2 separate regions of the Homo sapiens genome follow, and region 1 is linked to region 2. A link is an interaction called in ENCODE POLR2A ChIA-PET data of the cell type or tissue named here. Cell type or tissue: K562. All regions are shown on one strand. Each heading gives the region's core, and the rest is flanking DNA. Links, peaks and the distances in the headings are about the cores only. Region 1 has its middle 13 kb from the start of TRE-TTC1-1. Region 2 holds the start of LOC105373618 (a long non-coding RNA gene).

Region 1 (12,234 bases), core at 4,235-12,234, 59 kb after region 2:
TTCCTTTTTTTATCTTTCATCTTTCTTTCTCTCTTTCCTTTCTTTCTCCTTCCTTCCTTCCTTCCTCCATTTTTTTGAGACAGGGTCTGCCCTCTGTCACTTGGACTAGAGTGCAGTGGCACAATCTCGGCTCGCTGCAACCTCTGTCTTCCGGGTTTGAGTGATCCTCCTGCCTCAGCCTCCTGAGTAGCTGGGACAACAAGAGTGTGATACCATGCCTGGCTAATTTGTTTTTGTATTTTTTGTACAGATGGGGTTTTGCCATGTTGCCCAGGCTGGTCTCCTACTCCTGAGGGTCAAGCGATCCACCTGCCTCAGTCTCCCAAAGTACTGGGATTACAAGCATGAGCCACCGCACCCAGCCCACATTTTCTGCTTTTTATGTATCTGCTTTTCTATTTCAGGACTCATATGAATGAGCAAAACATATCTTGAACACTCATGCAAAAGAGTGTAAGAATCTAGCAGAGGCTTTATTGGCCTCTGAGACTTTGGATGCCAAAGAGATTCAAGTTGTTCTTGAGGGGAAGAAAGAAACTGGAAGTGAGATAACTCTCTTCTTGATAGGGATGTATTACTAGTTTCATTGAAGAATGGAAGCATTAGTCTCTCTTTGGCAATGCTTTCCCATCCATTCTTGAGTTAGTATAATTCAAGGGTGTGAGATACTTTGTCAGTCTATTGTCATGATGACACCTATTGCAAATTAGCAACCTTGCAGCATGCATATTTAAAAAAAGAACAATCAGGATTTAGAACAGCTTATTTGAGAAATGTCAGTCATAAAGTTGAAAGAAATGATTTTATGGTTGGTGACTCTACTAGATGCGAATAAAAATTGTGCCCTTAGCTCTTGGGAAGCATTTTTAATTTGCAAGCTAAAATTGTTGAAGGATATCCATTATCTCTTGATATTACCATTTATCTTTTATAATAAAATATTATTTGGTTGTTGGTAAATCATAATTTTATGTACATCAATGGAAACTTAAGATGCAGTAATTGTGCTTCAAATTAACTGCATATAAAATGTTTAAATCTAAGAGTAGAGAGTTGTAATTCAGTTACAATCAGAATTTAAATGGTTATAACATTTTAAAATGGACAATAAAAAAGGCAGACCATAAGAAGTACCGTAAAAGATGTGGAGAAACTATAACCCTCATACACTGCTTGTTAGAATAAAAAATTCTACAGTCACTTTGAAAACCACATCCATTTAGTTATAAGCATATTTCTTAATTTTAATGTGTCATGTTTTAATAAAATATGTCGGAATAAAGACTTTGGATTGAAAAAATAATACTGAGTAGTGGACATGATTTGGAGAGTTGGTACCTTTGAAACAAATATTTTATTTCTATGCAAATACCTTTCTGTCCCCACTCTGTTACACATGAATCCTTATTTTAGTCAGGAATATAATCTTTCCTTCCCTTTCACAATAGAAACTTAATTAAATTATATATAAAAGCGATGTTTTCTGAACTACTTCCATCTTCCATCACCATGACAATATAACGGGTGGCTAATCTGTTATGAATGTGAGAACGCATTTCATTAAAAAAATTACTAAGTTGCCAAACAGGGAGGGTGGGAGGACACTTATTTCTTAAATAAATCCTACTTCAGAGAGCTTGCTGTGAATGTTCTGCTTCTGGAAGCAGGTATTTGACTCATCCAGGAAATCAAGGCTGAGAGAAGGGCTGGTGGCTGGTGAGCTGCTTTGTCTGAGAAAGGGAGAATTGTTACTGTGTTGAGACTTGTCTGCACTCTCCGAATTTGTTTTGGCAAAGAATGCTTGAGTGTTTACAGAGGCCCAGATGTTGGTCACGGGCAAAAGACAGTGAGCCATTATGGGGAGGGAGGATCCATTTTAAATCCCATGTGAAAGGGCCTATTAAAGGTGTGAAGAGGCCTCAGAAGAGTATAATTCAAAGTGGATCTCTGGATGCCTTAGGAGCTGTGAGAAAACAAAGGCCAGGATGGAGTGCGTTCATTCAGGTTAAAGCAATTGGAGGTGAGGACACCCGTGGGCAGAGAAATACTCCTGAGAGAGTTGGTTTTAAAATAAATGCTGTGTCTGGAATTGGTGGGTTCTTGGTCTTGCTGACTTCAAGAATGAAGCCACGGGCCCTCGCGGCGAGTGTTACAGTTTTTAAAGATGGTGTGTCTGGAGTTTGTTCCTTCAGATGTTCATATGTGTCCAGAGTTTCTTCCTGCTGGTGGGTTCATGGTCTTGCTGACTTCAGGACTGAAACTGCAGACCTTCCCGGTGAGTGCTACAGCTCTTAAAGGCGGCGCCTCTGGAGTTGTTCTTTCTTCCAGTGGGTTCGTGGTCTCGCGGGCCTGGCCTCAGAGTGAAGCTGCATACCTTAGCAGTGACTGTTACAGCTCATAAAGGCAGCACGGACCCAAAGAGCGAGCAGCAGCAAGATTTAGCACAAAGAGCAAAAGAACAAACCTTCCACAGCAAGGAAGGAAACCCAAACGTGTTGCCCCCACTGGCTCGGGTGGCACAGACACAGAGTGCTGATTGGTGCGTTTACAAACCTTTAGCTAGACAGAAAGGCTCTCCAAGTCCCCACCCAACCAGAAGCCCAGCAGGCTTCACCTCTCAATGGCACTGGCTGCGGGACTTTGCGGCACCTAGCCGGGGCACTCTTGCAGCCCAGAGGGAGCCCGTCCTCCAATCAAGCCCAGCAGGCGCCCGACGGCGGCGCGGAGTGCAGGGCAGCAGAGGCGCGCCCAACCCGGAACCGCGCCAGCCCTCCAGCGCCCTGCGCAGCCCGGGCTCCCGCCCGCGCCTGTCCCTCCACACCTCCCCGCCAGCAGAGGGAGCGGGCTCCGGCCAGACCCCGAGAGGGGCCCCCACAGCGCAGCGGTGGGCTGAAGGGCTTCTCCAGCGTGGCCAGAAGGGACGCCGAGGCCAAGGAGGCGCCGAGAGCAAGCAAGGGCTGCTAGCACATTGTCACCTTTCAATGCCATATAAAGATTGCTGGAAATTATCTTACAACTGTTATCAGTCAGATAAGAACTCAACCACCCTTTGCAAATTTGACTCTTGCAGGATCAGAAACCATAATTTGGTAGCTGAGGGAGGGTGGATGGAATTAGGGAAGAAGAACTGTGCCTGCCTCCTTCCCTTACTGCATGTGGCCAGACTGCGACAGGCCCCAGCTGATTAACTCTGACTTTGGGGCTTTCTTTTTTCCCCGAGACATTGTCTCGCTCTGTTGCCCAGGCTGGAGTGCAGCGGCGCGATCTCTGTTCACTGCAAGCTCCGCCTCCCGGGTTCACGCCATTCTCCTGCCTCAGCCTCCCCAGCAGCTGGGACTACAGACGCCCGCCACCGGGCCCGGCTAAGTTTTTGTATTTTTAGTAGAGACGGGGTCTCACGGTATTAGCCAGGATGGTCTCGATCTCCTGACCTCGTGATCCTGCCTTGACCTCCCAAAGTGCTGGGATTACAGGCATGAGCCACCATGCCCGGCCGACTTTGGCGCATTTTTATCATTACGTGGGGAGGGACAGTCTGTTTCAGTGCTTTGTCAATTAAAGCAGCACTGGGTTTTTTATATTCCTTGAGAATCATGTTTTCAGCCTGGGCGGAAGAACATGTACATATTTAATTGATAAGGGACAGTGGGAGATGATGTTGCCTTCTGATTCCCCTTGCATTCTGCTGAAAGCTTTCCTATCTGATTATGTTAAAACTCAGGAATGACCTTGTGAGAGCCTCATTCTTTGTCCTTCCTCTCATGTTGGTTAACTCAGGTTATAGCCTTGTTTTTGTTTAGTGTCTCTCTGTATTTCTCTCCTCGGTATGCTGTTGTACCTTAGTGCAAGGGAAAGACTATCCCTCTAGCTTTTTTCTGTTTAGGATGTATTTCCAGCTGCTTTCTCTGTTTCTTCACAATGTTTGATTTGTACTTTTGTAATAAACTGTTCTATAATTTATTGTGTCTATTTCTGCCTTCCCCACTTGCGGAGTTCCAGGAAGCTTCTTTTGAACACCTTTGCATCTCTAAAGCTAAATGGAGTGCTTTATAGGTAGGTACCTAATACATTTTAATAGGTATTCAATAGATGAAATTTCCTCATTCTCTCAGCATCAGGCAGAGCATTAGAATAGAGGGATCAGACTCTCTGAGGAGGGTTAAAAAATGCTGCAGAGAATAGGAGTATTAAGTGCCTTTTTCATCTCTGAAAATATCCTGGAGAGTATTGTAGTAAAAAGACTGGTGGGCCAGGCGTGGTGGCTCACACCTGTAACCCCAGCACTTTGGGAGGCTGAGGCGGACGGATCACTTGAGGTCAGGGGTTCAAGACCAGCCTGGCCAACATGGTGAAGCCCCATCTCCACTAAAAATATACAAAAATTAGCCAGGCAGGGTGGTGTACCCCTGTAATCCCAGCTACTCGGGAGGCTGAGAAAGGAGAATCGCTTGAACCTGGGAGGAGGAGGTTGCAGTGAGCTGTGTTCGTGCCATCGCATTCTGCACTCCAGCCTGGGGGACAGAGTGAGACTCCATCTCAAAAAGACTGGTGGAATGCCTTCCTGTAGGGGAAAGTCTGACTTCTTTTTAAGAAAAAGAAAAAAAATATAAGGCAAGATTGTGACCCAGGATAAGAGTATCTGTCACACAGAAGGATCTGTCAAATGAGTGAAAATTTAAGATCTCTAGCATGTGAAATTCTAAGGTCTTCTGGATTGGTTTCATAGAAGAAGCACTTTATCCTTGCTCAACCAGTTAGTGTCATTTAGGTTCAAAATCATATATATTGCATACATTTATTACTAATGAAAGTCTCTTAGAATTCAACCTTATGGGACACAGAGTTACACGAGTCTTTTGTATATGTATTTCTTTTCTCTTTTTTTTTTTTTTTTTTTGAGATGGAGTCTTGCTCTCTCACCCAGGCTGGAGTGCAATGGTGCAATCTTGGCTCACTGCAACCTCTGCTTCCCAGGTTCAAGTGATTCTCCTGCCTCAGCCTCCTGAGTAGCTGGGATTTTTGGTGTGCACCACCACACCCGGCTAATTTTGTATTTTTAGTAAGGATGGGGGTTTCACCATGTTGGCCAAGCTGGTCTTGAACTCCTGACCTCATGATCCGCCCACCTCAGCCTCCCAAAGTGCTGGGATTACAGGTGTGAGCCACCACGCCTGGCCCTGTATATATATTTCTTAATGCTGAAAGCCTTCAGACTTAACTGTAAGACTAGAAGAGGATGTTGATGGACTTATAGTGAGTGAAGCAGAAGCAGCAGCAGTTAAATCAAACTCATCTTAAAGACCTCTAGTTAGTAATCTCATCCATGTCAATTTTTTTTTACACCAAATTTGCACAGTTAAAACCCACAGGTTCCATAAATTATGTGATAGAGACCATGTAATTAAAGTGGATGATCATGTTTTTTTGCTTTCCTTTAGGAAGAAAGTAGTATTTCTGGGTTTTGTTTACTGAACACCTAAATGGAATTTTTAAGGTGAATTGATATACCATTAGCAATCAGATGCAGACTTTTTTGGAGTTAAAAATAATGAAATGGAGTATTTCATGTTATAAAGAAATGAAAAAACCTTTAATATTTTCCAGATCTTATGTTCTCTCTCTCTATATATGTGTCCAATATATACATATATATATTCCAGATATTATATTTCTCTCCTTAGATATATATTGTCCAGTGAATCTACCAAATGAGCAAATTAAAAGGAGATGGTTTTATGTTTCAGTAGATGGGTGTCTACTGAGTAGGGTCTATATTTAAATAAAAATGGTTATAATGCAAAAAAGCATGGATTATATGGATTCTGAGGGAGATGTATGTATAGTGAGAACGTCTCTGTGGTTGCCCTTTATTACTGAAGAATTATATATAAGTGAACAATTTTACTTAAATGTGCTTATCTTTTATGCTTCCTCATCTTTTCTGCTCTGCAGAAATGATTTTAGACTCTAACCTCATATATTTTGCTACTGTTGTCCTGGAGCATGTTGACAACCTGTTGTTCTTAAACCAGAGATGCTTGTTACTTCTGTGTAACTCTCTTAGAAATCATAAACCAGTTGATGAAAGAGGCAGAAGTGGGATAAAATGGTAGAAGAAGGGAGACAAATTAGAGAGGAAATGTGAGAAACTGGCTGTTAAACAGAATTCCCAAGAAGAAAAAAAGGAATCTTTGTATTATTTTGAAAAAAAACTCCCACAGTTATCAAAAACCACCATCAACCTTAGCCAAAAATATGAAGTGACTGAATGCTTATATGAAATTTGTGAACTTTAAAGTAGTTTTTATCAATTCTGTGAAGAAAGTCATTGGTAGCTTGATGGGGATGGTATTGAATCTATAAATTACCTTGGGCAGTATGTCCATTTTCACCATATTGATTCTTCCTACCCAGAGCATGGAATGTTCTTCCATTTGTTTGTATCCTCTTTTATTTCAATGAACAGTGGTTTGTGAATATCCAAATAAACACAGTAAGAAATGACAAAGGGGACATTACCACCAACCCCAAGGAAATACAGAAATCCATCAGAGACTATTGTGAACACCTCTTTGCACACAAAGTAGAAAACCTAGAACAAATGGGTAAATTCCTGGAAATATACAACTCCCCAAGAGAGAACCAGGAAGAAACTCAAACCCTAAACATGCTAATAATGAATTCTTAAATGGGATCAATAATAAAAAGCCTACCAAAAGCCCAGGACCAGATTGATTCACAATTGAATTCTACCAAACATATAAGGAAGAGCTGGTACCATTCCTACTGAAACTATTCCAAAAATTGAGGAGAAGGGGCTCCTCCCTAACTCACTCTATGAGACCAGTGCCATCTTGATGCCCAAACCTGGCAGAGACACAATAAAAAAGAAAAGTTCAGGCCAATATCCTTGATAAACATAGATGCAAACATCCTCAACAAAATACTAGCCAACTGAATCCAGCAACGCATCAGAAAGCTCATTCACCATGATAAAGTAGGCTTTATCCCTGGGATACAAGTTTGGTTCAATATATGCAAATCAATAAATGTAATTCATCCATCTAAACAGAACAAAAAATAAAAACCACATGATCATCTCAATAGAGGTAGAAAAGGATTTTGATAAAATTCAGCATCCCTTCATGTTAAAAACCGCCAACAAACTGGCATTAAAGGAACATAACTCAAAATCATAACAGCAATCTATGACAAACCCACAGTCAACATCATACTGAACAGGCAAAAGCTGGAAGCATTCCCCTTGAGAACTGGAGCAAGACAAGGATGCCCATTCTCACCACTCCTATTCAATATACTACCGGAAGTCCTAGCCAGAGCAATCAGGCAAGAGAAAGGAACAAAAGGTATCCTAAAATAAGAAGAGATGAAGTCAAATTTATCTCTGTTTGCAGATGATATGATTTTATACCTAGAAAACTCCATAGTATCTCCCCAAAAGCTCCTAGGTATGATAAACAACTTCAGCAGGGTTTTTGGATATAAAATCAATTTACAAAAATAATAAGCATTTCTATACACCAATAGTGTTCAAGCTGAGTGCCAAATCTAGAACACAATCACATTCATAATAGCCACACACACAGAACATAAAATACCTAGGAATACAGCTAAGCAGGGCCCGCAGCACCTGGGATGTGGAAGCCTCAGAGGAGTCAAGGCCTGGGTCTCTCTATGAGCAGCAAAATGAAAACAACACTTTAGCTGGTTTCCAGTGCACCCATAATCTCCCTATAGTGCACTTTAGAGACAATTTTAAAGTGATTTAACTCACAGAATTGTCTATATAATATTTTTAAGGTATACACTTTTAAACATGTTATTCACATTATAGAAAAGTGTATAATGAGAGAAATAGTTCCCATAATGTATCAACTTCTGGGCTAAAAATTCTTTAGATAAAATCCAATATCCATTTTCTATCCACGTACCCCTATGTAAATATATACTTTACTGAGGAACCTTAGAAGGAAAGTGGGAAGATGGTTCATGTTCTTGAATAGAAAGAATTTTCTCAAGATGTGAGCTCTTTCTGTATTTATCAATTTTGCCTAAACCAAATAAAAACACCAAAGTTTTAACGTTTAAAAATTACACTTGCTGTCTTTTACTGTTATGATGACATTAAAATTTTTTTGTAATGCAACGAAAAATGACTTGCCTTCCTCGATATCAAAATGTGCCATTAATTTCTATAAGTCATTTACTAACAGCTGAAAGACATAAATGAATGGAACAGACTAGAAAATCCAGAAACACCCATATATATGAAATAATTTAGAACTTGATAATGGTGACATTTCATATTAGTAGAAAAAGATGAATTATTCATAAATGGAATGCCTGCTGTTTGGAGAAAACTAGCTGATTTTTATGTCACAAAAATAGGTTCCTGGTGGAATATAGATTAAAAATTTTAAATATACAAAATGAGAAAACTACCAGAAGAAAACACAAATGCCTATTTATACAGATACTTTTTTTTTTTTTTTTGAGAAAGAGAGTCTCGCCCTGTCACCCAGGCTAGAGTGCAGTGGCGCGATCTTGGCTCACTGTAACCTCCGCCTCCCAGGTTCAAGCAATCCTCTTGCCTCAGCCTCCCAAGTAGCTAGGATTACAGGCATGCACCACCATGCCCAGCTAATTTTTGTATTTTTAGTAGAAACGGGGTTTCACCATGTTGGTCAGGCTGATCTCGAACTCCTGATCCACCCGCCTCAGCCTCCCAAAGTGCTGGGATTACAGGCATGAGCCACCGCGCCTGGCATACAGATACATTTTCACGTTGACAAAGACCTTCCTAAGGACTTCACGAGCAAACATTTTGAAGGTTGGTTTAGCAAAATAAAAATTAAAACACCCCATATATAAGAAAAAAAATCAACAAAACACAACATACTTGCAAAGTATTTACAACATACATGTATATACACATATCAGATGAGCAATGTATTTTCACGTTCAGCAATGAGGCTCCGTCTCAAAAAAACCAAACCAAACAAAACAGAACAAAAATAAACATAAATGCCATGAAAACCAAAAAGACTGAGAAACTATCTCAGATTAAGAGACTAAAGAAACAGGATAACTGGACACAAAACATCATGGACTGTGAATCCCCATCTTTGATTTTCTTTGGCTACAAAGGATATTAGGGAGACAGCTGGCACAATCTGAATAAGGTCTGTAGATTAGATATTAATATTAGACAAACTTGAATTTCCTCATTTGTGAATCATACCATAATAATGTAAGATAATTATTTTTAGGAAGCACACACTGAAATATTTACAGAGGCATCAGGTTCAAAACTTACAAAATGTTCACAAAAAATTCATTATATATATATATTTGTATTTATCTAGAAAGAGAAAAGGAGGAGAATGAATAAAGCAAATGTGGTAAAGTGTTAATATCTGAGGAATTACATCCAAGAATTTTTTGTACAATTCTTATAATTTTTTTCTCTAAATCTGAAATTGTAAAAATAAAGCATTTCTAAAAAGAAAAGCTGATTTAAAAAATATTAACAAATTATAACCCACTGAATGAAATAAGCCATGAATCCATGTTGATACCAGTAAATGAGTAAATTGAAAGTCTAATGAGGAACAGATGTATTTCCATAGTCTCAAATTTCCTCCTCACAAAATACAAATTAATTACAAGGTGAAAAAATAACATGACAGAGGAGAAACCCAGCATATGCCACCATTGGTGATCAAGGCTAACATCACCAATAACAAAACAAATCAAAATTGTAGGTCCCATGGTAAGATGCAATGAGATCACAGGATACTCATCAAAAAATGTATGGTCCAAGTCTAATACTAAAAGAAACATCAGAGAAACCCAACTGAGGAAATTTCTACATTACTGGACTTTGCTTTTCAAAAGAGTAAAGGTCATGAAGGTCAAGGAAAGACTGAGGAGCTGTTCCAGACTGAAGGAGTCTAAGAGACATGACAACTAAATGCAATCCATGAATTTGAATGAGATCCTTTTGCTGTAAAGGACATTACAGACAAGTAATAAAACTTAAAAAGAATCTGAGGGTTACATAACAGAATGTATTACCTAACAATGTATTCATATTAACTTTCTGATTATGAAAGTTGCATTGTAGTTAGAATGTTCTGACCCGTAGCAACACTCACCAAAGTAATCTGGGGTGATTTACTCTCAAATGTTTCTGGGGGAAAATGTTCTTTGTGTAAAACTTAGAACTTTTCTCTAATTTTAAGACTGTTTCCAGAAAGTTAATCAAAAACATCTTCGTTCATGTAACGCAATTCCCTACTATGTGCTGTACATTGAGCTGGACATGGGGTCCGTGATGCCCAAGCAAGCTGCTGTCCTCCAGATGTTCATGTTCTGGTGACCTCAGGAAACTATTAAAATATAAGGAGGTGTGCAACTGGCATTCCCAAACTCTACTTGTGGGAATGCTAACTGGCACAACCTTTTGGAAGGCAATTTATCATGCAGCAAGAGTCCACAACTGCACATGTCCTTTGATCCAATCATTTGACTCATCAGCTCCAGAGAAATAACTAGAAATGCAAAAAGAGACTGATGGCTAAACGTGTTGATTGAAGTGCTATTTATAATAATGAAAATTTGAAGTATCCCCAATTATGGAGGATTGGTACTAGTAAGATTTACTTTCTACCGGGATTATGTGTTACTTTTGTAATCAGAAAAATAAATATTATAGTCATGCGGCATATAATGATGTTTTGGTCAATGACAGACTGCATATACAACAGTGGTCCCATATGATTATAATGTCATATTTTTACTGTAGCTTTTCTGTGTTTAGATGCACAAATACTTGCTATATGGTCTGTAGCTGAGGGACAATATGCTGTACCACGTGATCTGGGTGTGCAGTAGGCTACACCGTCTAGGTTTGTCTACATACACCCTATGATCTTCTCACAACAATGAAATCACCTAATGATTCATTTCTGAGAATGTATCCCAGACTGTACTGAGGAGCACCATGGGATACAGGCCATAGTTCTGTGCATGATGTGGCTGGAGTCCTGAGGAAGGAGAGGGCTAAGGACTGAATTGTGTCCCGCTCCCCACCCCCAATATTAGATGCTGAAGTTCTAATGCCCAACCTGACTGTATTTGCAGACAAGGCCTATAAGGAGATGGTAAAGGTTAAGTGAGGTCATAAGGGTGGGCCCTGATCCAATAGGATTTGTGTCCTTGTAAGAGATCAGAGAGCTTGGGTGCTACCTGCCCACGCCCTGCCCTGTGGGAGTACATGCCCAGCTGGGTGTCCACATGGGTAGAGGGGCTGGTACCTGTTACCCGCCCATCCCCTCCAGGCTGGGACAAGAGCCCTGTGGGCCTGGGTCCTGGAAAAGGGCCCCCCACCCACATGCTTTCTGGGTGGGTCCCGTCCTGCGGAGTGCTGTGGGAGCTCCACGTGCCCCTGCTGATCTGCCCATCTGAGCCTCGGGGATCCTGGGCACTGAGAACTGGGCGGGGGGTGGGCACTGACATTGGGGACAGAAAGGGGCTGCTAAAGGGGGCACTGTCTGGGCAAGGCCCTGTCTGGGGGGTCGCCCCAGCAGGTACATCCAGCAGTGGGAGGAGCTTTGGATGGGGTGAGTGCCCTGTCCTGAGGGGTATTGTGAGCTGAAGCGGGGGACCTGGAGGTGCAGGGAGAGGAAGTGGAGTGAGTGATGCAGTGGTCCCAAAGTATGTCTCAAGGCCTCAAGACTCTGGTGAAGGGACAGAGAAGCCAGCACTGGTGAGGGAGCAGGGAGAGGGAGCTGGATGGCCCGGCTCTGGGCTAGACACACGGTCCAGCTGGGCTGCGCTGTGGAGCCCCAGTCCCTACCAGGGCTTGTCCTGTTCTCTGAGGCACAGGGACTCCTTGTCCTTGGCTCTGACCCTGTGTCTTCCACAGTTGGGATGTTGAGTCCATGGGCAGAGTGGGGCACAAGGGGACTGAGATGCCAACCCAGACGGATGGCAACTAGAGGCTGCACCTGGCACACACGTCCCATGCAGAAAGCTAACACGCCCTTTGCCAGGCATGGTGGCTCACGCCTGTAATCCCAGCACTTTGGGAGGCCGAGGCAGGCGGATCACAAGTTCAGGAGACAGAGACCATCCTGGCTAACATGGTGAAACCCCGTCTCTACTAAAAAACACAAAAAATTAGCTGGGTGTGGTGGCGGGAGCCTGTAG
Region 2 (16,502 bases), core at 3,361-11,360:
CTGTTTCTCCATGTCCACCCACTCTCTGGAGAGCAGCCAGGCAGATAACGTGGGAACGTGGAAATGTAAAGTGGAGACTCATACCCCCACTTCCAGTAGTAACGATTTCTTAAGTTTTTCCAGCTAGAGAGTAGGTGTACTCTGGAAGCTGGGGAGCTGCAACCAGGCTTAGGGGCCATGGTTGTCACCCAGCACCTTTGCCATTTGCTTGTCAGAGTTCTCCCAGAGCTGGTGCTTTTATCCAGGAGGTTCATTCCTAAGAATATTTATCTTACCCACTGCTTAATTTTGGGTAAGAGACTCTGGAAAGAAACCATTTCTTGTACTTTGCTAAATCATCATCAGTAGTCAGTGGCCTCTAACACCAGGCTCTCCACCCAGTGTCCATTGCTGACAGCCCTGCCGAGCCGGAGGCCCAGCATCTGCTCAGTGTGGCTCCAGGCATTTGCAGTCTTGCTGACCTGGCAGGGGGCTCAGGGCAAAGCCGCAAACAGGCTGTGTCCAGGAAGCTCCTCTGTTGGCTTGAGCACCATCTAAACTGAGCTCATTCAGCAGAACAAAAGTGTCAAGCCAACATGTAGTTCCTTTAGTCTCTTGCATTCCCCAGACCCTGGCGTGTGCACTTCTGGGGGTGATGTAATAATTACAGAGTACTCTGATGAAAATATTTTTATTTTATTAATTGTACTGGTATTTGTGATGTGAAAAGTAAAAAGAAGGATCAGATGACATCCAAAGAAAAATGTTAAGAAAAACAGAAAAAAATCAGAGACAGCCACGACAAACATGACATAGTTGTGCCCTGTGACTGATGCTGGGGCACCCGGATAGGAAGGAGGGCTCCTTTCCAGTACATGGGGTAATGTCCAGTGAATACCTTCTCTCAGAGGACACGTGCACCTCTGCCCACTTGCTTCCATCCCTCTCCACCTCTGGGCACATTATCTCCTGATTAAGTTTATTGGTAAAAGGGTCTCCTGCAACTCCACCTGTTACACATCGCTGTTTCTATTTTTCCATATTCTTTTCCGGGAAGAGGCTATTTGCATGAGGAAATTTGCATATTTCTCTGTGGCTGTTATTCTCATGTAGCGAGTTTGCATTTGGCTTATTTCACTCAATATTGTATCGGAAGCATTTTCCATGGTGCATATCATCCCAAAATAATTCTCAACTGTAGGGGTTGGTTGTTTCCTGTTTTTTAAAAGTTTTTAAATTTTTTGTAGAGACGAGGTCTCACCGTGCTTCCCAGCCTAGTCTCAAACTGCTGGGCTCAAGCCATCCTCCTGCCTCAGCCTGCCAAATGCATAAGCCACCCCACCCAGCCTGTTTCCTTTGCTTTTTTTTTTTTTCTTTTTAAATGAATACCACTGGACACACAGCTCTTGCCTTCTGTTGAACTTTCAGTTGTTTTTGGAGAATAAATTATTGCAAGTGGGTCAAAGCGCATAAATGTTCACACTTCTTAAGTGCCCACCCCACTAAGCTTGAGGCCTCTTCACCCATAGAAACAATGGTGACCTTTGTTCTCAATATGCAAAGGACCTTATCAAAGAAACTTTTCAATCAATGAGATAAAAAAAAGTGGAAAAATGATGAAGGATATGAATGTTACTTCAGAAAAAAAGAATACACTTGGTCACAAGCATATGAGACATACTCAACCTCACTGATAATTAAAAACTTGCAAATTCAAGCAAAAAAATAAAAAAGTCTTATAAGCAAGGACTGAAAAGTTTGGTAATAGCCCCGATGGTAAGGTCTGGGGAACAGTCACTGTCATTGTGCTCTGCAGACATGTCAATGGACAAAGCTGTAGGGGAGGATAACTTGGCAACCACTGTCCTCAGTGCTGGGGACAGCAGCACTGTCCAGTAGCACTTCCTGCCACCGTGGAATGTTCTGGACCTGGATCCAGCATGGCTGCCACAAGCCATGTGTGCTTACTGAGCAATTGAAATGTGACTGGTGGAGGCTGGGCATGGTGGCTCATGCCTGTAATCCCAGCACTTTGGGAGGCCAAGGCAGGCAGATCACAAGGTCAGGAGATCGAGACCATCTTGGCTAACATGGTGAAACTCTGTCTCTACCAAAAATACAAAAAATTACCAGGTGTAGTGGCGGGCGCCGGTAGTCCCAGCTACTCGGGAGGCTGAGGTAGGAGAATGGTGTGAACCTGGGAGGCGGAGCTTGCAGTGAGCTGAGATGGCACCACTGTACTCCAGCGTTGGCGAGAGTGCGAGACTCCGTCTCAAAAAAAAAAAAAAAAAAATGTGACTGGTGCAATGGAGGGACTGGATTTTTAAAATTTTTATTTGCTTTTAATAAACGAATTGAAATAGCCACACATGGCTAGTGGCACCTGTATTAGATAAGTGACACCTGCATAAGGATGCTGGCTCTAGGAAGCCCAGCAGCCTGTGATGGGTCTGCTTTGAGAACAGGGCATAGCTGAGTGCCCTATGCTGGGCTGTGGCTAAGCCAGCTGAGTTAAGCACATCTCAGGGAACTTTGTGTGCAAAACAAGAAAGAGGAATTGAAAACAGAGAAATAGTGGGAAGAGGCAGAGGAGAAGAATGAGAATTGCCTGTTGCCGTTTTTGAAGTGTGGCCTCCAGGCCTTGCAGCTGTATATCTGAATGGCCATGAGCAGCACCCCGGGCCTGTGTGAAGTCTGGCTGAGTGGCCACCGAGAAGGGTCTTTGCTGCCTCAGGTCCCAGATGTGGCCATCAGTACTTGTCAGAACCAGAGCAGGGGACTGTGCCTTACAGTTGGTTAGCTGGATCAGCTAACCAACACTCTCTGGCTGTTCCTGGCTCTTACATGTGGAACCAAAAATGTTATTGTATAGTTTGGTAAAAACAAATCATTACCTCATACATGATGGCTTACAAATCTGGATGCAATGGATTTGCACAAAATGAAGCATAGCTTAGTTTCTTCATGATCTGGCCTAGTGTAAAACGAGGGGATGCTGTTTGTCATGTCAATGACGGGGTGGGAGAGAGAGTGGCCACTCTGCCAGTGGTTTCCTGCACCATCTGTGGTGTGCACTAGCATTTCCCAAAGGGAGCAATATATTGGACCCTTTTCAAGGCAAATAGTATTGACAATGCCTGATAATTCATCTAGGGACCCTAGTTAAGTGTTCTATAATTATTAAAGAGAGTTAGAATTGTAAGCCAATTTTAGTTGACATATACATATATACATATATACACATACATATATTTTAACCTTTAAAAAATTCTTCCTGGCTGAACGCGGTGGCTCACGCCTATAATCTCAGCACTTTGGGAGGCTGAGGGGGGTGGATCATGAGGTCAAGATATCGAGACCATCCTGGCCAACATGGTGAAACCCTATCTCTGCTACAAATACCAAAAAAAAAAAAAAAATAGCTGGGTGTGGTGGCAGGCGCCTGTAGTCCCAGTGACTTGGGAGGCTGAGGCAGGAGAATTGTTTGAACTTGGGAGGTCGAGGTTGCAGTGAGCCAAGATCATACCACTGCACTCCAGCCCGGGCAACAAGAGTGAGACGCTGTCTCAAAAAAAAAAAAAGTTCTTCCATTCTTTTCATTTATTTTGATCACATGTATTACTTCCAAATATAGTCATAAGAGAGACAGATGCTAGATATGTGGATAGGCATTTTCTACCCCAAGGGTATGTAATATTCCATATTTTCAGATATACCTCTATAATTTTTTTAATATTTAGCTTTTTTTTTTTTTTTGAGATGGAGTCTCACTCTGTTGCTCAGGCTGGAGCGCAGAGGCACGATCTCGGCTCACTGCAAGCTCTGCCTCCTGGGTTCACGCCATTTTCCTGCCTCAGCCTCCCAATTACCTGGGATTACAGGCACACGCCGCCCAGCTAATTTTTTGTATTTTTAGTAGAGATGGGGTTTCACCATGTTGGCCAGGATGGTCTCGATTTCCTGACCTTGTGATCTGCCCGCCTTGGCCTCCCAAAGTGTTGGGATTACAGGCATGAGCCACCGCACCCGGCCCTAAATGTTTAGCTTTTAAAAATTCCTTGTGAAATCTGTCCAGGTGCAGTGGCTCACGCCTATAATCCCAGCACTTTGGGAGGCCGAGGCGGGTGGATCATGAGGTCAGGAGTTCAAGACCAGCCTGGCTAATATGGTGAAACCGTGTCCTTACCAAAAATACAAAAATTAGCCGGGTGTGGTGGCGTGCACCTGTAGTCCCAGCTACTTGGGAGGCTGAGGCAGAAGAATTGCTTGAACCTGGGAGGCGGAGGTTGCAGTGAGCCAAGATTGTGCCATACTGTACTTCAGCCTGGGCTATAGAGCGAGACTCCATCTCAAAAAGAAAAAAAAAAAATCCTTGTGAAATGTATGTTTGTTAAGGTGAAAAACAGAGCTGCCAAATTATTTTTTTCCACCTTTGTAATCAGTTCTCTAAACACCAATCTATTCACTTTTCCCACCCATTCAAAACATCCCATAATTCCCAATATACATGGGCTTTTTTTCAGACCTAAATTTTGTTCCATTGCTCCATCTCTGCCATTTTAATTGCTATAGCTCTTTTTTCTTTCTTTTTTTTTTTTTTTTTTTATTTTTGAGATGGAGTCTCACTCTGTCGCCCAGGCTGGAGTGCAGTGGTGCAATCTCGGCTCACTGCAAACTCCACCTTCCGGATTCAAGCGATTCTCCTGCCTCAGCCTCCCGAGTAGCTGGGACTACAAGGCACCCGCCACCATGCCTAGCTAATTTTCTTTAGTTTTAGTAGAGAGGGGATTTCACCATTTTGGCCAGGCTCGTCTTGAACTCCTGACCTCGTGATCCACCCGCCTCGGCCTCCCAAAGTGCTGGGATTACAGGTGTGAGGCACTGCGCCCGGCCTTAATTGCTACAGCTCTTAAAATTTAAAGCTGTTCCTGGACATTTTCTCTCACAGATGAATAGTAGAATCCATTTGTCAAATTTCATTTTCAAATTATTTTGGTAACTTGATTAAATATGCAGTATTTTCTAAGCTGACAAAGAACACAATATAGTCTGAAGGTGGAGGTGAGTCAATGGGCTTTCCTCCCTCACTCCCCAAACAGCCCCCATTTCCACATGGCCTCCCTCTGACATGCAGCCCTGGTCACTGGCCAAGAGCAATCTGTCTGCCCATGCCAGAAGCCTTCCTCTCCCTCACTTTCTAGTTTTCTTTATGGCATTGGTCAGCAACAAATAATATGTCAACATTATTTATGCATATTTTAGATTTATTGTCCATCTCTTCTTGCTATAAGTGAAAACTTTGAGTTAAAAAGGGCAGAGCTTTCATTGATCTATTCACTGATCTATCTGCAAGGCATATCATAGACACTGAATATTCATAGAATGAATGAGTGAATTTGGAGTGATGGCATTTGAGATGTGAAATTTGCCATCTTATTTGAACACCAACCTTGGTTTTAGGGCTAACTCCCCTCCAGGGGTAAGATCCCTGGGAAGGTGCTCTCTGTTGAGGAAGAGCAACTTCCCCATGGAGAAAGGCCTTTGTTTGGTCAACACCACATCATTTCATTTAATTTGATCTTCTCAACAATTCTGGAAGGAAGACAATGCAGATTCACCTGCAGGTGGGAATGTAAATTGGTACAACCTTTTGGAAAAAGAGTTTGGTTTAATGTGTCTTAACCATGTTCTCCCCTACCCCTCAGTCAGAGACCACCAGAGCACACTGTAGGCTAATAAACTGGGCTTGTTCCTCATTGCAGCAAGGAAGAACGCATACCCTGGGGAGCCTTGTGTGTCCCACTCAGTAAGGTTGTTAGAAAGAAACGATGATAGGATTAGGGCTTGGGTGACCTGCAAGGGGGTTTGAGGAACCCGGGCTCTGCTTGGATGGATGCTGTCAGGAAGTGGGGCTAGCTCTAGGGTTGGGGGTCTTTCTTTACAAGCAGGAGGAAGGAAGCCAGGCAAGAGCTGCCCAGCAAGGCAGCCGCCATGCTCAAGCAGCCAGCACAGGGCATCGTGGCTTCTGTGGCGGGGATGGTGCATTTGTGCTCAGATGTGAGTCCAGAGGGGCTTGGTCCTGTCTCGATCCCTCATGGTCGGGGTGGACTTGCCTGACATGTTATGTTCCATGACATAGTTTACATTCAGCAGAATACCAGGGCCCAGCTCCTGCATGTCAGGGGCTGCTGTTCTCTTTCTCACTGCCTTTTAACCCAAGGAGTCCACTTTTGGGCATCAATCATAAGCAAATAGATACACACGCAAATGAAAAATGTAAGGCCGGGTACAGTGACTCACGCCTGTAATCCCAGCTACTCGGGAGGCTGAGGCAGGAGAATCGCTTGAACCTGGGAGGCGAAGGTTGCAGTGAGCCGAGATTACGCCACTGCACTCCAGCCTGGCGACAGACTCAACAAAAAAAAAAAAAAAGAAAGAAAGAAAAAATGTATGTACATCTCACCATTATTATTAACAGAGAAAATGCCCTCCATATATAGGTGCAGTAAAGAAGTTTTACAAAGCAAATACGTGCCACAGGCCATGCTGGGCAGGGCAGAGTGCAGACAAGGCTGAGGATGGCATGACCACGAGTGGCCACCATAAGCTGGTGTGTGATGCAGCCCTACAAAGATGGCTCACTGGCCCAGAGACACTCAAGGACAGTGCTAAATAGAGAAGTGAGACATACGACTATAAATATAGTGTACTATCAGTCATGTAAGGGAAAATCTTTATTCATTCAACAAATACTTCCTGAGGACTGACTCCCTAGGGGACAGACCTGCCCCTTGTCCGTCTTTTCACTGTGATGATGGTATAGGGAGATGACATAGAATGTCCTAGAGGGAGACTGGCTAAGTTCCTGGACCTGGCTTCATGAGGCATAACTACCAGCTGCTGAGGTCCAGAAATTGGATGTTTTCCCCATATACTCCAAATTGATGACGCTTCTGAGGACCAAACAATGACAACCAAGTTCGTGTTTTGGTGACTGCCAAGAGGGTATGGGCACAGTTGTAAATCCACTCTGTTGACTGCCAGCTGGGGATGACTTCTCCAGTGAGAGGACAGCTCAGTCGTGCTCAGGAACTTTCTGGTAGCAGAAAGACCTAATATTCGGCCTTGGCAGGGGTCAGGCTGGCCCCAGAATTAAAGCCAGGTGAGAAGGAGCATCTTGGACGAGAGTCACCAGGTCCCAGAGGGTGAGAGCAAATCCTGGGCAGGCTCCTGATCTAAAGGATGGATTTTAGGGGAGTCCCCAAACAGTCCATGTCCTTTCAGGTGACATGTTTTACATTTCATATCTACTGTGTAAAACAAATTATTCCCAATCTTAGAAGCTTGAACAACAATACTTCTTATCTCACAGCTTCCCTGAGTCAGGAATCTGGGTGTGGCTATTCGGGGTCCTCCAGAACAGGGTGTCCCATGGCATCTCAGGCACAGTACAACCCCACGTCTGGGTCTACTCATCTCCTGCAACGTATACTTTACATTCTGCTCTTTTTTTTTCCAGCAAGGCCTTTCCATGTCCACATCTAAGCACACACAGCAAGTTTCTCCGCTTGCTTTTTAAGTCTGAGTATTCTGGGTAATCCAGTAACTCCTGGCCCTCAACTTCCCAACTCCTGACTGGGAGACCAATCTGATCCACCTGTGCTGGTCGCAGGCCGGTGCCTGAGCCATGGCCTGTCCAGCAGGTCAGGTGAGCGGCTGCACATGCCCCCAGTACCCTGCACAGCATCCCCTCCTTCCTCGCCTCCCACTTGCACCCTGCTCTCTGAGTGTGCCTAGCCCTTGGCACGTCCTTTAATGCCAACAATTCCTTCCAGACCAGAGACACAGGCAGGGGCTGAATGCATGCCACCCCCTCGCAGGTCCATGGGGTTGAAAACTGGCCTTGCCCCCAGCCTGCCCTGTCCCAACACCCTGGCTCCTCCTTCCACACATTCCGAGTGTCACCCCTGTGGGTGTGAATGTGGGAATGAAACCAGGTGGAGACAAAGCCACTGAAGCAAATTCTGTCCCTTAAACCTGTGGAACCAAAGCAAGACTGGCAACTCTGACTCTCCTGTGCCTGCTCTGCCCTCCCAGTGACTCTAGCTCCCTAAGCTGGAACCCAGATACAGCTTCAAAGGGCATCCAGAGGCCACACAGGATGTGGGCTTATCTCTTGCTCTCATGCGGGGGAACAGCTTCCCAGTGTGAATAAGACATTTGATCAGCCAGTCCTGCTCAGAGCCCTAGATCCACCCTGCTCTTGCTAACCTGAAGAACAGACACTAGGCTGGACATGGTGGCATGTGCCTGCAGTCCCATCAACCTGGGAGGCTGAGATGCGAGGACTGCTTGAGCTCAGGTGGCCGAGGCTGCAGTGAGCCATGATCCAGCCACTGCACTCCAGCCTGGGTGACAGAATGAGACGCTGTCCCTAAAAAAAAGAACAGACACTGCAAGAAGCACTCTATCTTGTTATAAATTTCACCTGCCAAGAACTCCCTGCTTTGACCTGCTTGCCTGCAGGTCATTGGCCCTGAGCAGGTAGTCAATGTTCTTTTACCACTTTGTAGTCGCACCTCCATTTCTGTTGCCCTTATCCTTCTTCACATCCACTGGTAACTGTCTCCTGACTGAGTTCCTCACCACCACTACCTGCATCCTCTCCCCTTTCCCTCATCTAGGAAACATGGTGCTTTCTAGTTCTAACATATCATGATTTTCTGTCTCTCACCTACCCAAAACACCATGTCCTCAATTCCACATTAAAGCTAGAACTAGCTATTCATCTTAGAACCACAGAACTCAGCTATCTAGAAGAAAACAGTGTTGTGCGTCTCTCTTCAAAACTACATATATCAAGAAGCTTCAGATTTGGGGAAAACATAAAAATAGCTGATGTTGGAAAGAGTAGGGGTGGGGCATTGGGGAGGAGAAAGAAGGAGCCAAAAATTGGTAGGAGATGGCCATGAAGCATATTCTGTCTTCCAGCAAATGGTGAAGCCATTCTAGAAATACACTAATTACTCCACTCAGTCCTGGGGAGTCTAAATTTCTTTGTAATACATCTCCAACTAGAGGCATTTATCAGACATAAAATCCCCTAGACATCTAACTTGCCTTTCCAGGAAAAAAAAAAAGACAAATATAATTTAACAATAAACTTGTGTAGGAAGACAGACACTAATGGTGAGAGCTGCACATAGTTGGTGTTAATGGTAAATTTCTTGAAGTCTGATTATTCTAGTGTAATCAAAATCCTCCTCAATTCAAATAGCTCTTAGGCTCTCTTGACCCATCACTAGACTGCCTGAAAAGCAGGAAAGTTCAGTCACTTAGAGAACACATCTTAGGCACACTATTCTGTTGCTGGCACATGGGACACATGAGCTGATGAATTGAGTGTGCCTATGGGGTCAGGTTTGTCTAAGCAAAATCAAACGAACAAAGGCCTCTGAATGAGTAGTTGCCAGCGGCCTATGCAGCGACTACTTCCTCCCCACTCACTCAGCAACTTGGGCCACATTTCTGTATTGCAGGGTTGGAATGGACTTTGTTCAGCCTCAGTGAGGAAGGGACCAAACACATTTGTCCCAGGTTCAAGGAGATCATGAGATTCTCCCATTTTCCAAATGTCAACACTGGGGATGGTGTGTATACAGTAGGCACATTTCTGGGGAAGTCGGCTATCTCACCAAAATATTGCAAGTAATTGTTGATATTCTGGATGCTGACTGCTTAGAGGCATCTGCTGTACATATGACAATGCAAATTTGAAACATTGGCTGGCAGTGGCAGAGCTACTGATCCCAAACCCTGGTGGGGCTCTTTGACTGGTTTGAAGGTCAGGGTGGAGAAAGTTCAACTTTAGAGCTCTTTCCCACCAAGCTTTTCTTTTCTTATTAAATTCAAAAAATGTTTATTGATCAACAACTCAGTGCTAAACCTATGGGAGAACCCAAAGACTTAAAAACCTGGGGTCCTGCTCGCCAAGACATGTTAAATGAGATAATATAAAAATTCCCATTTCTGGTACCTGAAAAAGGCTTGGGGCTGGAGAGGTGACATCGTTCAGCTTGCTGACCTCATCAATCATCTGTCCCCAGACAGGCAGACAGATCTGTTGGAGAAGTCATCCTCAAAAGTAAGGCTGCAGAGCCAGGGTCTGTTTGAGAGCAATGGAATCCAATGGAAATCACTTCTCAAGTACACTTTATGTTTGGACATTTCTCAGCTCTTAAAGCTTCTGACATTGATTGGATGCTGGTATGGCTTTATAAACACTTGTCTTTTTCATACACTCTTAAGGATTCATGTCTCCTCGACCATTTTGTATATTCTAAAATAACTATGCCATAAAATAAATGAAACAATTCCCACTTACTGCATAGTTTATTCAGATATTGACCTTATGTTTGGGCTGAACTTAGCTATAATTGAACAAAGAGTGATAAGCCATCGTTGCTTAGTGATATTTTCTATCACCTTCGCTGAGGCTGCAGTTGGCATTCTGCAGGCTCTTTCCAACAAGACCATTTCTCTGGTACACAACTGAGCAATTACACTGACTGAGCTGAAATCCACAAGCATTTGCGGAGCACTGCTCTGTGCAGGGGAAGCTCCAAACACCTAGGTGGCAAAGAGGAGCAAGACCCATCCCTGACCCATAGAACCTGCCTGTAGCCCCCGGATCCTGCCGGCCCAGGGCAGGGGTGTGATGAAGTGGACACCAAGTGCTCTGAGGAGCAGTGTGAGGGAAGAGAAATTCTGGAGAGGGAGAAGGCCCCACATCCCCAGGGCAGGTGAGATGTGAGCTGGGTCTCCCGGGATGAAGGAGACTGGGCCGAAGGAGAGGGTAGGGAGGAGCACTCCAGTAAGGCAGTGAAGTTTGGTGGAGCACTGACCGGGTGGGAGGCAGGAGAGGAGGTGGGAGTAGGGCCTGGAGGGTAAGGTTACCAGGGGCTGAGAAGCCATTAGACTCTCAGCAGCAGCCCTGAGCTCTTGAGCCTGCCCTTTGTTTTTTATCAAGCCCCCCCCCCCACCATGTTAGTATCAGGGAAGCTCAGGGGATCCCTATTGCAAGTGGCAATTCCTCACCCTCCCCTTCTGCTTCATGAGGTCAGATATCAGCTGCCCAATATCCAGCAGCAACTTTTAATACCATGTTTTGTTTCTGAAGGTAGCAAGGACATGTAAGCTTGGGAGTATGTGAAAAAAGCACTGAATCGAGAGTTAGGAAACAGAAACAAAGTTTTCATCAATTATGTAAAGCAGCTCTCTGCCCCTGAGATTGGAAACCAACCTAACCACAAATGGGGCCTAGTTTTCTCTCAGGACGTCACGGTCTAAGACAAACAAATGCCATACAAAGGAGAGAAGTCAAGGCAGGGGATGTTGAAAGCAGAAAAGGAGAAGTAACTAACTCCTGTGAAAAGGAGGCATCATCAGATCCGATCCTACTTGGAAACTGACAGCTGAGCCTTCACTGTTCCTACTGGGTCAGAAACAAAGCAACACGAGTATGGTGCCTGCAACGGTCCCATTGACCCCCACATCCCATGGGGGTTTGTGAGAGCCCAGACAGATGCTGTGCACCCAGTGGGCTGCACTGCAGAAGAGGAGCCCTGAGCTCAGGGCATATCCAGAAGGAAACATCACCTGCTGCAGTGTCCTATTGCAAACACAGCTCTGAGATGCCCAGTTCAGGAGCGGCCAGGCCTTGCATTCCTGGATACCCAGTGTGTGAGTTTCCTGTGGCTGCCATAACAAATGACTATAAACCGTGTGGCTCAAAACATGTTTATTCTCTTACAGTTCTGAGGTCCCAAAGCCTGAAACTGACGGGTCAGCAGGGTGGTTCCCTCTACTGTCTGTGAGGGAGAATCGGCCAGGCCTCTCTCCTGGCCCCTGGTGGTTTGCTGGCAATCTTTGGCATTCCTTGGTTTGCAGACACTTCATCCCCATCTCTGCCTCCATCTCAATGACCTTCTTCTCTTTGTCTCTGCGTCTCTCTCTCTTTTCTCTTATAAAGACATCATTGGGTTTAGGGCCCATCCTAAATACAGGATGATTTCATCTCCAGGTGTTTTAATTACATTTGCAAAGACCCTTTTTCCAAATAAGGTCGCATTCACAGGTTCTAGAAGTTAGGACTTGGACCTATCTTTTTGGGGGCCACCATTCAACCCACTACCTCCAGGAAAGACCTGTAGGAGAGCAAGAGACGGGTGGAGGATTGCCTCTCCCATTGCTGAGCTTTCTTAACAAGAGAACGGTTTTTATGTCAGCCTGAAGTAGTGATCTACATGAGCAAAGACATGGGTCTGGAAAGAGGAAAAGAATATTTGAGACAAGGTGTCATACTTTACTAGAAGTGAGGAAACCCGGAGTAAATGGTGTGAGATAAATCAGCCTGCACACTTCCTAAGTGTCAGCACTGTTCTCGGAGCTGGGACAGTAGCTGTAAACCAAACAAAAACTCCTGCCCTCACGCAGCTTACATTCTGATCAGGAGAGACAGGAAACAATATTAAGAGGTAAATGTTCAAATATATTAGAGGCAGAATCTAGGAGAAAAGTATCCAAGGCAGAGAGAATAACCAGGGCAAATGCCTGAGTGGAAACTGTGCTTGCCATGCTGGGCCAGGAGTGAGGCTACTGGGTGTGAAGTCAGAAACCAAGAAGGCGCAGAGACTGGACCCTCCTCGCATGCTGACAAGGTGGCCTGCACAGCTCCACATCACATGCACATGTGTATAAAACACCAGACCAAGGCCGGGAGCAGTGACTCACGCCAGTAATCCCAGCACTTCGTGAGGCAGGGGCAGGTAGATCACGAGGTCAGGAGTTCGAGACCAGCCTTGCCAACGTGGTGAAACCCCATCTCTACTAAAAATACAAATATTAGCTGGGCATAGTGGTACACGCGTTTAATCCCAGCTACTTGAGAGGCTGAGGCAGAAGAATTGCTTGAACCTGGGAGGCGGAGACAGAGGTTGTAGTGAGCCAAGATTGCGACATTGTACTCCAGCCTGGGCGACAGAGCAAGACTCCATCTTTGGGGAAGAAAAAAAGGAAAAACAGACCTCTGAATCGGAGAAATGGACAGTTTATTACTCACAGTGAACACAGCAGCCAGAACAGTATCTTTAGTCACTTTCCCATGCCCCTATTCCCAAGAAGAGGGCATGTGGATCGTACCAGCTGGGCAGGCAGTGGGTCTGCATCCCAGGAGAGGGACCCGAAACTGGGAGACTTGGAGATTTTATCAGGGCTGTGGAGGACCTGCCTTTCTTCTCCTCCAGAGATAGATGACTCATTATCCAGCAACACAGAGGTCAGCACCGACCTCACCAGCAGCAGGCTCACAGGAGTGGCAGGGGCATTGGGAGAGTGGGAGGCAGCACAGGGTCAGCTCTTTCACGAAAACAGAGAAACGGGGCAGCTCTAGAGTGGGAGTAGGGGCACAGAGAACAGGAAGGAAAGGCGGCCGGCGAAGGTATGATATCACACCAGCTCCCACTGTGGGCACCCAAACCCAAGCCTCCTGGGAAAGTCTGGGAACTGTTAAAAATCCACACCTCAGCATCACCCTGCCAAGGGGTGGGGTGGGGTATGTACACATCCCCATCATTCCTTGATTGAAGGCTGCAGGAGAGTGGAGTTCATGCCAAGGCACTTGAGATCGACCATGGATGCAGCCAGGCAGAGGCAGAGGAAGGCCAGCCCTATCCCAGAGAAGGGCAGGACAGGGGTGGACATGGGGCCCAGGGCACTGTGGCAGTGCATACAGGGACCTGGGCAGGCACAGTGTCAGTCAGAGGTCCAGAGACCTGAAAGTGAGAGGGGCGGGACCCTTGAGGTTCAGGGAAAGAGCATCTTATACTTTTTCCATTTTGCAGTGACTTGGAGATTTGTCCACACCAGTGCACAGAGACGTGTCCTCCTTTTATTTCTTTTAACAGCCGCTTAATGTTTTATCCTAGCAGGAACCCTACCATGGGCCATTTAAAGTGTTTCAAATCTTAGGGGGCTGAGCCTGGTGGCTCACACCTGTAATCTCAGCACTTTGGGAGGCTGAGGCAGGAGGATTGCTTGAGGTTGGGAGTTCAAGACCAGTCTGGGCAACATGGCAAAAACTCATTTCTTAAAAAAAAAAAAAATTAGACCTGTAGTCCCAGCTACTCGGCAGGCTGTGTGAATAGTAAGGGGTCAGTCTGGTTGGGAGTCTGTCTGGCGGGGGTCTGGCTGGGGTCTGCCTAGATAGGTCCTGATTTGCTGGGGGTCCATCTGTCTGAATAGCTGGAGATGTGTACTCATTTGGGGGACTTGTCTGTCAATCTGGAGGATCATGTCTGACTAGCTGGGGTCCATCCATCAAGACATCAAGATGAGAGTCTGGCCGGCTGGCTGGGATGTCAGGATTCCATGTGGCTGATGTCTGCCTGTCTGGCAGTCCATCTGGTTGGTTAGGAGTCTGTCTGGCCAGAAGGTCTGTCAGCCAGCCAGCCCACCTGAGGGTGGGGGTGGGGTCTGAGAACTCTGTGTATCTGTTCAGCAGGGGATCTGTTTATATCTGTCTAGTAATCTAACTTAGGGGGTCCACCTGGCTGTCCAGCTAGCAGAGATGTCTGTCTTTTGGGGGCTCTGTTTGGTGGTCTCTCTGGCTGCACTGGTCTATCAAGCTGTTGGCTGGTCTCTCTCTCTCTGGCTGGGGATCCCTTTGTCCACCTGTGGACTGTATCTCTGAAGCTTTGGCTGTCTGTCCAGGTTGGTGGTCCATCTGTCTGTCTGCCTATCTGGAGGTCTTTTTATCGGTCTGCCTGGGGTTAATCTGCTTGGCTGTGGTTATGCCTGGCTTAGTTCTGCCTGGATGGCGAAGTGTCCATCCACTTCTCTGTGTGGTCCCCTGAGTGTCCAAGTGAGGGAGGCTCAGGTGCTGAGGATGGACTAGTGCTGTGTGGTGAGGAGAGCAGTCTCCGGAAGCTCATCTGTCCCTTCTCCCCTTCATAACTCAGGGGTCATGCCCCTTCCTGATCTTCTTTCTTGAATCTGCTCTGTGCAGCCTCACCAGCCACTATACCCTAGCTACCTCCTCCAGCCTCAAGCCTTGAATGCTACAGTCATTGGGGCAAAGCCCCCACATTTCCCACCCTGAGAAACTTTAACTTTGATCCAGGCCCACTGTTTCCATTCTGCGCACGGCGCTCAGCAGCACCGGGGCATCAGCAGTCCGAGCTCACAAGAGGCAACAGGCAGGAACTGGCGTTAGACTTACACCCGGGTCCACTCAGCAGGCGGGTCCCGGGGACCCTTCGGCCTCCCAATGCGCAGGTTGAAACCTGGGAGAAGAAGGGTGCCGTGGGTCTCATGGAGAAGCTGAGGTGTGTGGAAGCTGGCAGACATGAAGAAGGCCATCCCCCCGCCTCCAGGTCCTCCTGGTTCACTGCAGCCACATCCACAGGACTAAGCTCCATGCCCCATCAACCCCAGACTCCTGGGTTCACTCAAAGCAGCAAAGTCCCAGCAACCCAGGCTCTACCTGACTTACCTAGCCCACCGGTCTGAGCTCCACCCGCCACGTCCTCGTAGGCGCCAGATCCGGCAGGACTTTGGTCAGCAGGAACTGAGGGCAGCAGACCCCCCACGGGTCAGCTCCGGAAGCCCCAGGGAGTCCCAAGACCCCACCCCTAGCGGGGACGCTTCCCCGGAGGCCCGAAGGGGAGAGCCGAGGGCGCCGGGCGGGAGAAGGCACACACCCCGGACGTGGCCTCCAGCCTTTGGGCGCGGCCAAGACAAGTATTGCCAGGAACCCTGCCCCTGGACCGCGACTGCGACCGCCAGGGGGCGCTTCCGGGGCGTGGCCAGGGACGCCTGGACATCAGCGTCGGGGCGTGGCCAGGCTAGCGGCTGGGGTCCCCGCGGCCGCCAGGGCCTGACGGACCACTGCAGGATGGTTCCGCCCTGCGGATCACAGCAGGATGATGCCCTGAGAAGGAGCAAGCCTCGACTCACCGCGGCCAGGCAGCGTCCCCCTCGCGTCCTCCGCGTGCGCCCCGGGTCGCTGGGCGCGCGGCGTCACCTTGCTGTAGAGCGGCGCCTCCTCCGCGCTGCGCGCCCCCGTCCCCGTCCCCGTCCCCGTCTGCGTCCCACTCCCGGCGCCCGCTGGAGCCCCGCGCTTCTGCACCACCGCGTAGGTGTCAGCCATGGCGTGGCCCGGGGACCCGGGCACAGAGATGCTCCTGCAGGCAGGGAGGGCCGGGAGGAAGTGAAACGGCGGCGCTGGGCAGGGCGGGAGTGGGGAGGCTGCTCAGCGCGCAAACCACGGGCTTCCTTCCCGCCGAGGCGGTGCGCTAGATGGGAGGGAGGGCTCCTTGGGTTGGAGGCCTCGCTTCTGTGTCCCTAGCGCCCTGCAAGTTAGGGGGATGAAGGAGGAACGGGGTCAGCCTGGAGGGTAATTTGGGGCAGAGTGTTGGTTTGAGGGGTGGTCATTTCTGTGTCAACGTCTACTGAACAAAAGAATG

The links. Peaks named below come from ENCODE experiments on the same cell type or tissue, not always from the same donor. Only the 100,000 strongest peaks of a DNase experiment are listed, where the experiment ranks them.
Region 1: POLR2A ChIA-PET joins it to region 2 with 6 read pairs; 5 of 35 experiments call an interaction of 5 or more read pairs at or near these places.

Annotation. Positions count from the first base shown.
Region 1 is chr2:130,318,455-130,330,688 of GRCh38, reverse strand. No RefSeq gene overlaps it. Among named protein-coding and RNA genes, the nearest start is that of TRE-TTC1-1, 13 kb to the left of the region's middle. In K562, for the core only: no CTCF peak of the experiment used is centred there; no DNase peak of the experiment used is centred there; H3K27me3 peaks cover 573 bases.
Region 2 is chr2:130,371,975-130,388,476 of GRCh38, reverse strand. It overlaps LOC105373618 (a long non-coding RNA gene), which reads right to left and starts at 3,738. Exons shown (of 2, transcript XR_923330.4): 1 at 1-3,738. It overlaps PTPN18 (protein tyrosine phosphatase non-receptor type 18), which reads right to left. Exons shown (of 15, transcript NM_014369.4): 13 at 15,994-16,220; 14 at 15,530-15,604; 15 at 13,072-15,320. The coding sequence ends at 15,253. RefSeq lists enhancers at 2,804-2,903, 16,020-16,502 and a silencer at 15,544-16,293. In K562, for the core only: no CTCF peak of the experiment used is centred there; DNase peaks (open chromatin) are centred at 8,166, 9,488, 9,756 and 10,074.